Linked DNA regions of Mus musculus: region 2 is linked to region 1. A link is a contact called in ENCODE POLR2A ChIA-PET data. All regions are on one chromosome and are shown on one strand. The core of a region is the stretch at or near the end of the contact, and the rest is flanking DNA. Distances in the headings are between cores, read along the strand shown.

Region 1 (6,167 bases), core at 3,185-5,684:
AGCAACTCCTCTTTATCTGAGCTAAGGCTTTTGATCGTGGGGACGGGGCATTGACCAACACTGGAGGCGCCGGCTGCAACTGTTTTATCAGAGGCTTATGAGGTGCTTCCTTATGGCTGTCAGCGGAAGCTCAGGGCTAGCACGCTGAAGCTGATTTGGAGAGCCTGTGTCTCACTGTTTGTTTCTATGTGTGGTCATCAGAGTCACACAGACAAGGCAGGTGTGGGGGCTTCACAGGCAGCACCTGTAAGATGCTGGTTTCCCCTTAATTGCTGGTAGAAGGTGGCCTTGCTTTAGCCACGGAGGCCATGGGAAGGCAAAAGGAGGGAATGCCAGCCGAAACCCAGTGACCACATTTGCTTTCTTGTCAGGCTTTATCTTTCTTAGGTGTTGCCTTAGAGCAGGAACATACCCAGGGCCAGAACCTCCCACCTGACCCCTGTCCTTGCCACTATAGGTACCTCCACAGGCCAGAGGGCACATGACCATGCCAGCCCTGCTCCCTCACTTGACTCCTGGGAAGATTGGTGCTACCTAGGAAGAGAGTACATAGATAAGACCCACAGAAAAGAGTTGGGGCTTCCCACCTTGCTGCTAAGATTGCTATATATGGCCATGTAATCATCCTATGGGTGGGGGAAGGGACATTTGGAATGTCATTTCTATGTGTCCTTTTTCTTCCGTTCATGACAAGAGGCTGACAGTAACTCTGGTTCTGATTTGCCATTCTAGTATTGTGTTCTCCCATCAGGTCTTTCTTTATCTGTTCTTACTACCTCTCCATCAGTGTGATTCTGGTGATGCACTCTGTGGCTGTGTTGTTCCTAATGAGGGTGACACAAAATGACTATAAATAGCACTGACTCTGCAGCAACCCATTTGAAATTAGGGTAGAGACACACACCCCTCTCCACAGGTTAGGAGGTTGAGCTAGGCTATATATTTAGCCTTTTTTCCTGTTCTCCCACACATGTGTAAAGACTTCTAAAGGAGTTTCTTTTTGATTTGTATAAGATAGTATGAGAAACGTGATAAAGCCAAGAACCTTAACTGAAACATGCCCTCCTGGTAGTTAATAAAAACAAAGTAGGAGCTGAAAACATCTATTGCTAAGTTGGACTGAGTAGGCATGGAAGGGCTGGCATAGACAGTCCAAGGTTCTTGCTGCTGCCTGTTGGAGGGAGAGCTGGTAGAATGCTGCAAAACCAGATTTTAGAGAGGAGTTAGATTTCCTGTCAGAAGTATTATAAGACTCCTCAGCTGCCATCTCTGAACTGATTCCATTTAGGATGCCAGGCAGAGTGCAAATGAACCCCCAGAACTTGAAGATGCTCAAGATTCCAAATGTCCTAAATCACAGCCATATGTTAGTGAACTTAGGAAAAGCAATGAATTTATCATTTGTCACTGTGAATTTAGGAAAAGCAATGAATTTATTGCCTGTCTTTATGAACAGCTTTGACTTTGGACTATGCTTTGCAATCCAAGATCATGACTTGGCCATCTTATAAGCAGGAACCTCTTAGAAGTCCTCAGAACAAGGACAAATGGGACCAGCTCTAACCTGGTGGGTTTGTGGATTAGCTGGGCATGCCTTCTTTGCTGTCATTCTTTGTCATAAAGTATGGGAGGCGGCCACATGCTCTGGGATGCTTGGATGGAAGAAAAGATGCTCTGCCCTGCTTCCCTCTTTGTTGAAAGACCCAGTTGGCTGTGCCACTGCTCTGCCTTTCTCTTCAGTTACTCCCACTTTTGCCTGCAGGAAATTCCACTGTTAGGCCCCTACTTCTGTTTGGGAGGTATTTTGAGAGTGTCAAGATTAGCAGACTATATACTTGATGCCTAAAACTGTACACATTACCCTGGTAACCAAGTAAATCCAAATTTATTTATTTATTTATTTTTTGGTTCTTTGTTGCCCTTTCCCAAAAATGGAATTCAGGATAGCAGTATTCTTCTAAGTATCAACAGTTGGAATTTAAAAAAATAAAGAGAAAAACTGTTGGAGTGGCCCATCATCTCCTACTCCACTGTAATCCACTGCAGGGCTGGCTCTGATGGTTAAGATGAATCCGCTTCAGGCTGGGAGATCTGAGAGCAGGATGCACTGTGTGTTCAGAGCCTTCTACCAAGGTACATTTCCTTGGCATTATGACTTGATAAAACTGAGAGCATTTGCTACAACTTTAGCTTTTTTAGTATAAAAGCTCAAGCCAAGGTAAATGAGGAGGCCCTTGGGAACACAGTGACCCTTGTACCAGGCTAGGAGGTTACAAGCCCCTGAGACTGAGTGTCCAGAATATCAGCATGCAGGTTCTATGTTTAACTGCAGGTGGAGTGATGTGGGTGTTAACTTTTATTTTGATCACCTTGTAGTCTTTTAAACCCTTGGTCTCTGAGGCCAAGTCCACAACTTGCCTTCCAGTCACTTGCCTGCTGGTAGAATGGAATCAGTCACTAATCTTTGTGTCCTGTCTTGGCTGGGGCCATATAGGAGCAGCTTAGCTACTAAGGCCCAGAGAACCTTTATCCTCCTTCTCCTTGAAGGAGAGAAATTGAACTGGTGAAATCAGCGTCTTCTGCAGCATGGGAAGAAGAAAATAAAAATCTCCTTTCCAACAACTCTGACGTGTCTATGTGGTATCAGGTATATTCTTACATCGGTGCTAGGAATACGACGGGGGAAAAGAAGCCACCAGACATTCTCCTGGGATCTCTAGTGTCAATAATTTTAAACTTCTGTATGGCCAACCTGTATGGTCAGGAGCCTTGTTAGAGCTGAGAAAAAATTTCCATGACTGGTTAAGCAAGCTTTGGCCAGCCAAACAGCCCCTCACTGGCTGTTTGGAGACTCTTATGGGAAAGCATTAGGGTTGATAGAAAACAGCTGTTGGGATAATTGGTTGTTAGCACCCTAACAGAAGAGTGGGGGGACTCCAGGCTGCCTGCAGGGTAGATACATGTGATAGAAAACAGCTGCTAGGATAATTGGCTGTTAGAAAGGAGGCCAGAAAAAGAAGTGCAAGCTTACACCACGTGGAAGGTTTCTGGGGAGGCACGTTTTTGTATAGCAAAAGGCAGTCATGTATCACAGGTTCAGGAGTTTAGCAAAGCAAGGGGTGGGCATACATCATAGAGTTAGGAACTCAGCATAGGTTAAAAACCATGGTTTGCAGGGTACATTATGCTTAGGGGACAGAAACTTGTAAGGGATGTCCACTTAATGTAGCAGTGTGGCTGCTGTTTTGGTTTCCAGAGCAAAGAGAGGACATAGTTACCCTTTTGTTGCTTTTGCATGGAAAGACTAGGTAACTTCTGTATGTGTGCACATGCACTTGTGACTTCTTTGGGTATAAAAACATCTCATTATGTAGGCCTCGTGTTTTATGGTTGGTTCCGTCTCAGTAAACAATAATAAAGGCTCCTCTGAGGAAGGAGGATGGAGTTAGGGATATAGGGACTGGAGAGTTAGGTTCGAATTAATAAATAGCAATCAATCATATAATCAAGGACGACCTTGAACTATGGTACCCGAGCGCTAGGGTTGGGTTGTACAAGGCTTGCAAATAATCACTGAGCAGTAAGTGGCAGGCACTGTGCCAGTTGAGTGGTATTTGTGTGAGTCACTTAAACAGAAGTGGAAACTCTTTTTAAGATTTCCAGGCTGGAGTTGGAAAGAGCCTCTCAGCACTCTCAAAACAGCATCCTTTATGGTGAGGCCTTGACCAGTACCTGGGGCTCCCGATCACTTAGGCGGCAGGCTCACTCATCAGGATGACTTCTTGGGAAGGTGATACCTGGAAGTTAAGGCTTGAGAGCCAACTGAATAAACCTGATCTTAAGGGAACTGACCCTATACAAACCGGCAGTGAGGGCCTCTATGATGGGAGGATGGGCATAGGAGGTTAGACCTGAGGTTAGGCATGTTTCCCCGGTTCAGGGGAAATCGCTGAACTGGAGGAACCGGAATATCTCCCAAGAAGACCCCAACACGAACGCCCTGCCTCCAAGTGCCGTCCCTGTCCCAGGACTGACAGGAAGCTGAAGGTTTGGACCAGCTAACTCAGAAGGGTCTCTCCACATGCCTGAAGCCTGCCCACTCGGTTCTGGAAACAACAAATACATGAAAAGATGGCTTCCAGCCCAAAGGTCACGCCTGGAAGCTGTTTGCTCGGTGCGGAGCGATGCCGGAGAGAGCAAATACACATGGATCACATCTGACAAGAGATGGCAGGTGTGACAGTCTGGCGCCCGGAACCTCTGGTGGCTCCTCCCTTTCCACGCAGACCCCTGATCCTAGAGCGCCCAGGTGCAGAGCCAATAGGAACTTGAGGTTTAGGTGACTCGCCACGCCTGGGCCAATCAGCTCGACGCGCGCTCCGACGGCGTCTCGCGTGATAACCTGGCAGCTTCGGCTTTGACCGTCAGAGCTTTGGCTAGGTGTCCCACCCCGCCTTGTAAGACACCGGAAATTCGTCAACGAGCGATCCCTCCGCGCTCCGGAACCAGACCGCGGCTGGTCGTCAACCTATAAAGTAGTGCACTTTTCTCTCATGGGGCCTTTAGGACGATCTCTAACGCCACAGTTACCCCCCGAGCACAGCGGAGAAGGGTTGGGGCGGGCGAGGGCGTCAGTGAGAGGCGGTTTGGTGGCGCTGCGGTAGGATCACGTGACCACAGTGGGAGGATACGCGGTGTGCTGCGTCCCTGGCCGAGGCTATAAAGGGCGGGTTTAGGGCGTGCCGCCGCCATTTCTGCTTGCTGTCTGCCGGTTTAAGTTGTGTGCTCGGGTGTCCCTTTCCTCTTCCCCTCCCGCAGGGCTTGCGGCCACCATGGCGTATTAGAGGCAGCAGTGCCTGCGGCAGCGTTGGCCTTTGCAGCGGCGGCAGCAGCACCAGGCTCTGCAGCGGCAACCCCCACCGGCCTAAGCCATGGCGTGAGTATGGGGCCGGCCGCGGAGGGCGGGGGCCTCGCTGTGGTTGGGTGCGGCCCGGGCGCGGTGGCCGGCACACGCGGTTTTACAAGCGGCCGGACGCGTCGGCCTTGTTTGCGTTGCCTGCGACGCCGGCGCTCCCGGGCAGAGCTGGGCGGAGGAGTGTCTAAAGCGCTACTGCTGCCCCTTCGTCCTGTCTTAGCTTAATCATCTCGGGCTCACCGGGGTCCCCGTGTCATCCTGCGAACGTGGCGATGCCCAAGATGGCGGTGGGGCGGGGGTGTGAGTCACGGGGGCGGGGCGCGGCGGCCTTGGCCGTATTAGGACGCGAGGACAAGCTGCTTCCTCTGGGTGGCCGGTGAAGCAAAGCTAAGCCTCCATCTTGTGCAACCCGAGCTGGCGGCCGGGGAGGCTTACACAATGGCCTTGGGCCCGCGTGCTCTCCCTGTAGACGCTTCTGGGATTTGGCCATCCGGCATCTTAGATAGAAAGATGACTGGACTTGCTTTTGGGTCCCCATCCAGGCTCTTCACGAAATCCAGCAGCAGTGTTGCTGTAACGGACAAAGATACCTTCGAGTTAAGCACATTCCTCGAATCCAGCAAAGCCCCACAACATGACCGAGATGAGCTTCCTGAACAGCGAAGTGTTGGCGGGGGACTTGATGTCCCCCTTCGACCAGTCGGGTTTGGGGGCTGAAGAAAGCCTAGGTCTCTTAGATGACTATCTGGAGGTGGCCAAGCACTTGAAACCTCATGGGTTCTCCAGCGACAAGGCGGGCTCCTCGGAATGGCCGGCTATGGATGATGGCTTGGCCAGTGCCTCAGACACCGGCAAGGGTGAGTAGGACGGCTGTCCTGGTGTGCCCTTTTCATATGGATCTGGTGTTCTAATGGCTTTCTGCCTCCCGAATATGACATGAACCGTTCACACCTGAATTTCTTTTCCCAGAGGATGCCTTTTCCGGGACAGATTGGATGTTGGAGAAAATGGATCTGAAAGAGTTTGACTTCGATGCTCTGTTTCGAATGGATGACCTGGAAACCATGCCAGATGAGCTCTTGACCACGTTGGATGACACATGTGATCTTTTTGCCCCTCTAGTCCAAGAGACTAATAAGGAGCCCCCTCAGACAGTGAACCCAATTGGCCATCTCCCAGAAAGTTTAATAAAAGTCGACCAGGTTGCCCCCTTTACATTCTTGCAGCCTTTCCCCTGTTCCCCAGGGGTTCT
Region 2 (6,615 bases), core at 1,225-3,724, 560 kb before region 1:
TTTTAGACGTGTGTGTGTGTGCGCGTGTGTGTTCTCTAGTTCAGCTGGTCTCAAACTCATTACGTAACCAAGAATGTCCAATTTGTTCAGGGCAAGGGATCGAACCTTGGTAAATGCAAGACAAGCACTCTACCAACTAGAGCTCCGTATTTTGAGTTTAGCTGAGTACATTGTGTCCAAAGGCAGACTATTTACAGTTTCCCATGGGTTTAAATTAAGTCACTGTTTCTAACTTGCCTTCCTATCGGATTTTTGTTAGGGAAAACAACAGATTTGCACTTTCAAAGTAATGGTTTCTCTAATCCTCATGATCACCCCAATCAACAGTATTGTGCAACACATCTGAGAGATTACCACATGATAGGGCATCCTCTACCTAGACTACTTTTGAATTATCTTTTTGTGTGTGTGTGTGTGTAATGTGTAAACTACCAAACTGTTACAGTGTATTTACATAGGATTTATCTCCTAGGGACTTGCTGTTCAACCAGAATTATTGTAAACATCTATTAATTAACTGATGAGTAATTAATTATTGTTAAGCAAATTAGACTTTTTTTTTCTTTTTCAGGGAGAAAAATACAGCCCAAAGAAGTCGATCAAGTTGTTTGAAATCATTATGTCTATAGTGAATTAAGGGTTTGAGCTTGGACCAAATTGTTTTCAGAAAGAGAATGTAAAGATGATTAGGAATTACCTCTCAACTGTTACTTTTTATATTTATTCTCCAAAACATTCAATTCGAAAAGCAAGTATTCAGAATATATATCCTTTCTAGGCAAAGTCCTATAGTGAGAAGGACAGTCTTTCCCCCCAGCCAGATAGCAATGTATTCTGAAACTGAACTTTTTCTGGCCATACAATGCTAAATAGCAATCGAAGCAATAGAATTAATACAACTGTCACCTCTGATCACCCCCAGCCAAGCAGTGAGCAACCTCCAGTTGAATTCTTAATACTTGGGGATACTGTCAGAATCCACAGATATAGGGTTACGGTCCACAAGACTGCCTCTCACTTTAGGAGTCCGAATCTCTGGGTCTGGAGATATAGCTCAGAGTTTCAGAAGACCTGGGTTGGATTCCCAGTACCCTAATGGAGGCTAACAATCGTCTGCGACTCTAGTCCAAAAGGGTTCCGGTGCCCCATTTAGACTCTACAGGCCCTGCACAAAGGTGGCACACAGACATACACACACACACACACACACACACACACACACACACACCATTCATACAAAATAAAAACAAATCTCAGTAAAAAACCATTAAGGTCAGGTTTCCAGCAGCATCTGCTCACAGACTTGGTAGTACGTTAAAAATGAGGACAAGACTCTCCCCGAATTAGGTGACGGCTATATTGTACCCTTTTCCTTACTTACTATATACATCCTGTGGTCCAATCCCTAAATTTCTCGTACTTCCTCAGGCGGCTGCTCTTTTTTTTAATCTATTACCAGGAGGAGTGGCCAGGTCCAGCCAGCATAATTAGATCTTGGTAAAAAACAGAACTCACCTAATAGTCTAAATTTTTCAGACATTTGAAACGGGAATTTCAGGTACACGAACGGCGGGTTTTTTTTTTTTTTTTTGGACTGGGACTTTCCACAAGTGGCAACTGAAAAATAAGCCACAAGAAACTACCTTGACAGATCCTAGACCTGTGGCTCAGCTGTTCACCAAAAACGTGAGGGGATTTACGCTAGAGTTTGGGCTGTCAACATCTTTCTGTTCACTCAGTTGCTCTCCGAGGAGTCATGAATGGAACTCCCTGAGGTCAGCATTTAATTAATTGTCTTGGTCTGGCGGCTGTAATATTACCACTCCTGGAATACATAGCATCGATTCTACTATAAAAATTGCCTTGCGCATGCCAGCACGCCGGACACAGTGTTGCAGCAACTGCCTTCAATCATTCGGAGTGCCAGGCTCATTTCACAGTTTACTATCTGGGTATGCGGCGGCCAGACGCGCGGGACTTAGGGAGGACAAGATTGGGTCCCGCCCTTGTCCATCATTTTGAGAGGCTCCAGGCGGGACTGTTTTGCAGTATGATTTGGAGGCTGGCCCCGCCTCTGGAAAGTGAGGTGGGGAGTAAAGAATGGATGCCTCTTTTCATTGGATTGTTGTCAAGTCAGTCAAACCTCTGCTTCGCTCCCGTTGGCGGGAAGGATCCAGGCAGGTAGCGTGCACGCTGTGTTGGCCCCACTAGAGGTGGGACCAAGGCTCCCGACCACTACGACGTTTGTTGTTAGGGTTTTGGTCTCATTAATTATTCATTAAAGTATTTGAGAGAGCTGCGACGATTGGTAAATGAGAGACTGGGTCTTCTGTGTCTCCGCTAGAGATACGTGACAGTCTCGGGAGGCGGGGAAGCCGCGCATAAATTATTCTAACAAGAAGGGGCGGGGCCGAGCATAAATTAGTTAAATGAGCCAGGGAGGGAGGGCGGGCGGCCGGCTGCGAATTAGCTTAAGTTCTTAAAGATGGCGGCGGAGCGGAGTCGCTCCCCGGTCGACTCGCCGGTGCCGGCCTCGATGTTCGCCCCCGAGCCTAGCTCTCCGGGGGCGGCTCGGGCCGCCGCGGCCGCGGCCCGACTCCATGGCGGCTTCGATTCTGACTGCAGCGAGGACGGCGAGGCGCTCAACGGCGAGCCGGAGCTGGACCTCACCAGCAAGGTAGGCCCGGGAGGCGGCGGCGGGGCCAGGGGTACGCGGAGGGGCCGGACGGTCTCCGAGGCGACGGCGGGCAGCCGGCTGTCCAGTGGCACGGCTCACGGGAGCGCTGAAGGGATGCAGCCCGCCCACCTGCCGCTCTCCCGAACCTGCCGGGCCCGGGCCCACTCTCCGCACCGGGCAGCGTCCACCCGGCCTCCCGCGCTTCCCGCTCCCGCCTCGATCGCTGCCACTTGGCTCCGCCACGTGGAACGGGGTTCCCGACTCGGGCCGCGCGCCCTGTGTCCCTGTCCCCGTGTGGATCAGCCCGCCCTCCCCAGGAGGGGGGTCCCTGAGACGCAGGGTCTTCCTCTTCTAGGAGCATCCCGGAGGACCAAGTGTCAAGGTGGCTTGGGCAGGGGGCGGGATACTCACGAAGACAGGTAGCCAGTCTAAGGGGTGGCAGCCGTTTCTCTTCCTGGTCTCTGGAAAGTAAACAGAAAGTAGTTGCTCAGTCGGCGAGAATGATGTCCGAGGAGCGTCCTCTTTCCGTGTCCACCCAAATAAAATAAAAAGATGGGACCGACAAGATGGCTCAGCAGGTAAAGGGGCTTGCCTCCTAAGTTTGACAACCTCAGTTCGATCCCCAGGACTCACCTAGTGAAGGAGAGAACTGATTCGTACACCGTGGCACTCGTCGCCTTCCCACACCCTGCCTTGTTATAATTAAAAAAAAAAATAGGCATGACCCTCAGCCTTGCCACTTACGAGTGGAGCCACCTCTTGTATTCATGCAATATGGAAGGGCATCTTTAAGTAGCATCTTCTGCGGTGTTGAGAAGGTAGGCAGAAATGAAGATCTCACCACTTACTTGGCATTGTGGAAAATAAGAAAGTAACTATAAGATGTTACTGGTGTTTAGAAAGTGTCAAACATCACTAAAGAAACTGATGCCAAGGGAGGGACTGGGCTTCCCTTCCAACTGTTGCCATTAAAAGGGTCTGTGACCTTAGGAAACTTTCTTAACCTCTCACTTCTCCAGCATCTCATCAAGAAAATGCAGATGTGTTGCAAAAATTAGAAGAGAGCTGGGCAGTGGTGGTGCGTGCCTTTAATCCCAGCACTTGGGAGGCAGAGGCAGGTGGATTTCTGAGTTCGAGGCCAGCCTGGTCTACAGAGTGAGTTCCAGGACAGCCAGGGCTACACAGAGAAGCCCTGTCTCGCAAATTAAAAAAAATAAAAAAATTAGAAGAGAATGTTAAGACCCATTATAGTCCCAGATGCATATCAGAGACTCACTAAATGTTTGCACTAGATAGATGATGATTCCCTGTGAGGATTAAAAAGCAGCTGGTGGAAGATAGAGCAGCCCCACCCCCTGCGCTTTGTAGGATAATTACAATAGAGATTTTATGGAGCTTTGATGTCTGTGGTCATACTATGCTGAACGAGCCTGATCTCGTCTGATCTCGGAAGCTAAGCAGGCTCGGGTCTGATTACTACTTGGATGGGAGATTTTATGGTGCTTTGAAAATGTGACATCTCATGATGGCAATGCTACATAAAACTTGGCTCTAAACTGGAAAGAACCTTTGCCCCCAACCTAAGTAAGCAATTCCCAACTGTTCTTTCTCCTTCTAATCTCTGCTGGGCCCTTGGAAGCCAACTAGCATCTTTTGTCATGATGGTCCTGTCTAGTGCCTCTAATACCATCATAAGGGTGGCCAAGCTCAGGGAGACCTCCATCCAAGCAAAATGCTAGAGACAATGTAACACTGGCAGCATCTGGGTTACAATTCTAAACTCTGATGAGTCAAATGGCCTGTTGGAAATGTACTGACTAGATGTCAGTGCATGGTCAGGGAGCTGAAGAAACCTGAAAGCTCAGTGGGAAATTGGGACAGAGCTGTGAAGAGGGTGGGACCTCTTTGACCATTTTAGTTAATTGCCTGGAGTAAGGAACTGTTACTTCATCAAGGAGCTGGAGAAATCCTTTGAAATTGAGTGTGTGTGTATGTGTTGAAAACAAAAACTGACAGTGTGGAGGAGAGAAGGGTGAACTGAATAGATTTAAGTCTTGAAAAGAGTAGACATTAGGTATGTATACCCTCACTATATATAGCTAAATGAGAGGAGCTAAGGCTCTGAGAGCTTCCAGCAAGAAACACAGTTACTGATGAATGGTATGAGACTCATGCAAAGTTCTTGAAGAAATGACTTGTTGAAGATAACTGGAATGCATGTTAGTTGAGCCTGGCCTGGATGCTTTTGTTTTGAAGATGGGCTCTAATTCTATAGCCCAGGCTAGCTTCAGACTCATAGCAGTTTTCTTGCCTCAGGTATTCCAGCGCTGGTATTACAGACTTGAGCTAGCCCAGATGCTTTATATTTTACTCTCTAGATGAGAAGATTGAGATTCAGGGAGGTTAAGTTCTTTGTTCGAGGTCACATAGTCGTGGCTAGAGAAGGAAATCCACTTGCCTCATGGTAACGGGCCTCCCAAGTAAGTGGTTGATACTTTGTTATCGATAGGATTTGCCCAGCTGTGGTTCTATTAACACTAACCTTGGTGGCTGTAGGGTTTGGTTGACAGAGATAGCCTTCTGCAGGCAGTTTTCACTGTAGTAAGCGAGACAGACAAGGTAGACCAGAATTCTTCTGTTATTACGAGAGCATTGGGCTGTGGGTGGAGGGCATGGCTGTCAGTGAACAATCTGCCCTTGAACCCCCTGATGCACACTGCAGGCAGAAGACCACGCAGAAGTGCAGGACAGCTTCCTCACAGTGCCAGACTGTCTTCTCCCTCCCAGTCCTCTTGTGAAGCTACAGGAAGTGGGCTGTGTACGCCTTTCCTCCTACGGGTTGTGGCACAGACACAGACTCGTTTCAGTATATCGTCTGGGTCGTACAAGGCTGTTTCAGGAGGGACGGCGAGTGTGTGAGTGTGTAAGGGGCTGCGCAGCTGTGTCCCAGTCGGGTGCCCTGGGGTATGGTCAGGGTCTTTGGTCAGGCTGTTGACCAGCTTTAGCTGTGGCCCTTTCTAGTGAGTGTGGTTCTAAGGCTGTTGGTTTCTCTTCTAGCTGGTTCTAGTGAGCCCTACATCAGAGCAGTATGACAGCCTACTTCGGCAGATGTGGGAGAGGATGGACGAGGGATGCGGAGAGACCATATATGTCATTGGGCAGGGATCAGGTGAGCATAGTTTTCCTTTCTTGGTTTGAAACAATTTTTTAGGCGCCCATTTCCCCACCACCACCCTTTCCTCTCATGTGTCTCTTGTGTGGCCACACTGTAGTACCTGCAGGTCTGTCTGGAGGGTGGGACCAGCAACTGAATATCAGTTCCTGTGTTAGCAGTAAGGACAAATTTGGGGGTCCACCTGCCCAGGGGGCCCTAGAAATGCTTCCTCTCCACCTCAGGTTTCCTCATTGGCATGCAGGGAATTGAAGTGTTAAGCAAGGAAACCTCTTGTCTAAGGTAAGGGAGGAGGTCCTGGCTAGCTCTCGAATTAATCCTGCTTCCTCTCCAGCCCTGTCTATGGTTCTTTCTGCTTTCTCTTTCCTTCTTGGTTGGGGATCTCTGTGGTTCTTGAAACCAGCAAGGGGAAGACACTCAGGATTCCCCCCTTCTGTTGAGCTGTTGTGGTCCAGGCCGCACACTTCCCTCAGTCTGGATAGCTGTGATAACAGAGGTCCCTCCTGGCCCCTAGATCTCGTGAGGCTTGGAGACTTATGACCATTCTGATTGTTGTCCTTAAACCTACTTGTTCATTCTAATGGAGCTGACAGTTTTAGAGAAAGGCGGACCCCATGTCCCAGATGAGACTATGGTTTTGTCCAGCCCCTATCCCACCGTCCGGTCACTCATAGTTTTATACCCTCAATGCTGTAACCTACTTACTACCTTCATCTTTATTACAACATTATCTTTGCTGAAATGAAAACTGAAGTGGTTGAGGATC

What was found. ChIA-PET counts read pairs that join two places held with the same protein, here RNA polymerase II (POLR2A).
Region 2: POLR2A ChIA-PET joins it to region 1 with 14 read pairs in embryonic stem cell. The contact joins the promoter of Gtpbp1 here to the promoter of Atf4 in region 1. POLR2A ChIA-PET finds 5 or more read pairs at or near these places in 2 of 5 experiments (Patski and embryonic stem cell).

Annotation. Positions count from the first base shown.
Region 1 is chr15:80,250,750-80,256,916 of GRCm38, forward strand. Atf4 (activating transcription factor 4) reads left to right here and starts at 4,435. Exons shown (of 3, transcript NM_009716.3): 1 at 4,435-4,936; 2 at 5,458-5,772; 3 at 5,885-6,167. The coding sequence starts at 5,550. It overlaps Mief1 (mitochondrial elongation factor 1), which reads left to right. Exons shown (of 6, transcript NM_178719.5): 6 at 1-2,622.
Region 2 is chr15:79,688,422-79,695,036 of GRCm38, forward strand. Gtpbp1 (GTP binding protein 1) reads left to right here and starts at 2,475. Exons shown (of 12, transcript NM_013818.2): 1 at 2,475-2,677; 2 at 5,735-5,846. The coding sequence starts at 2,486.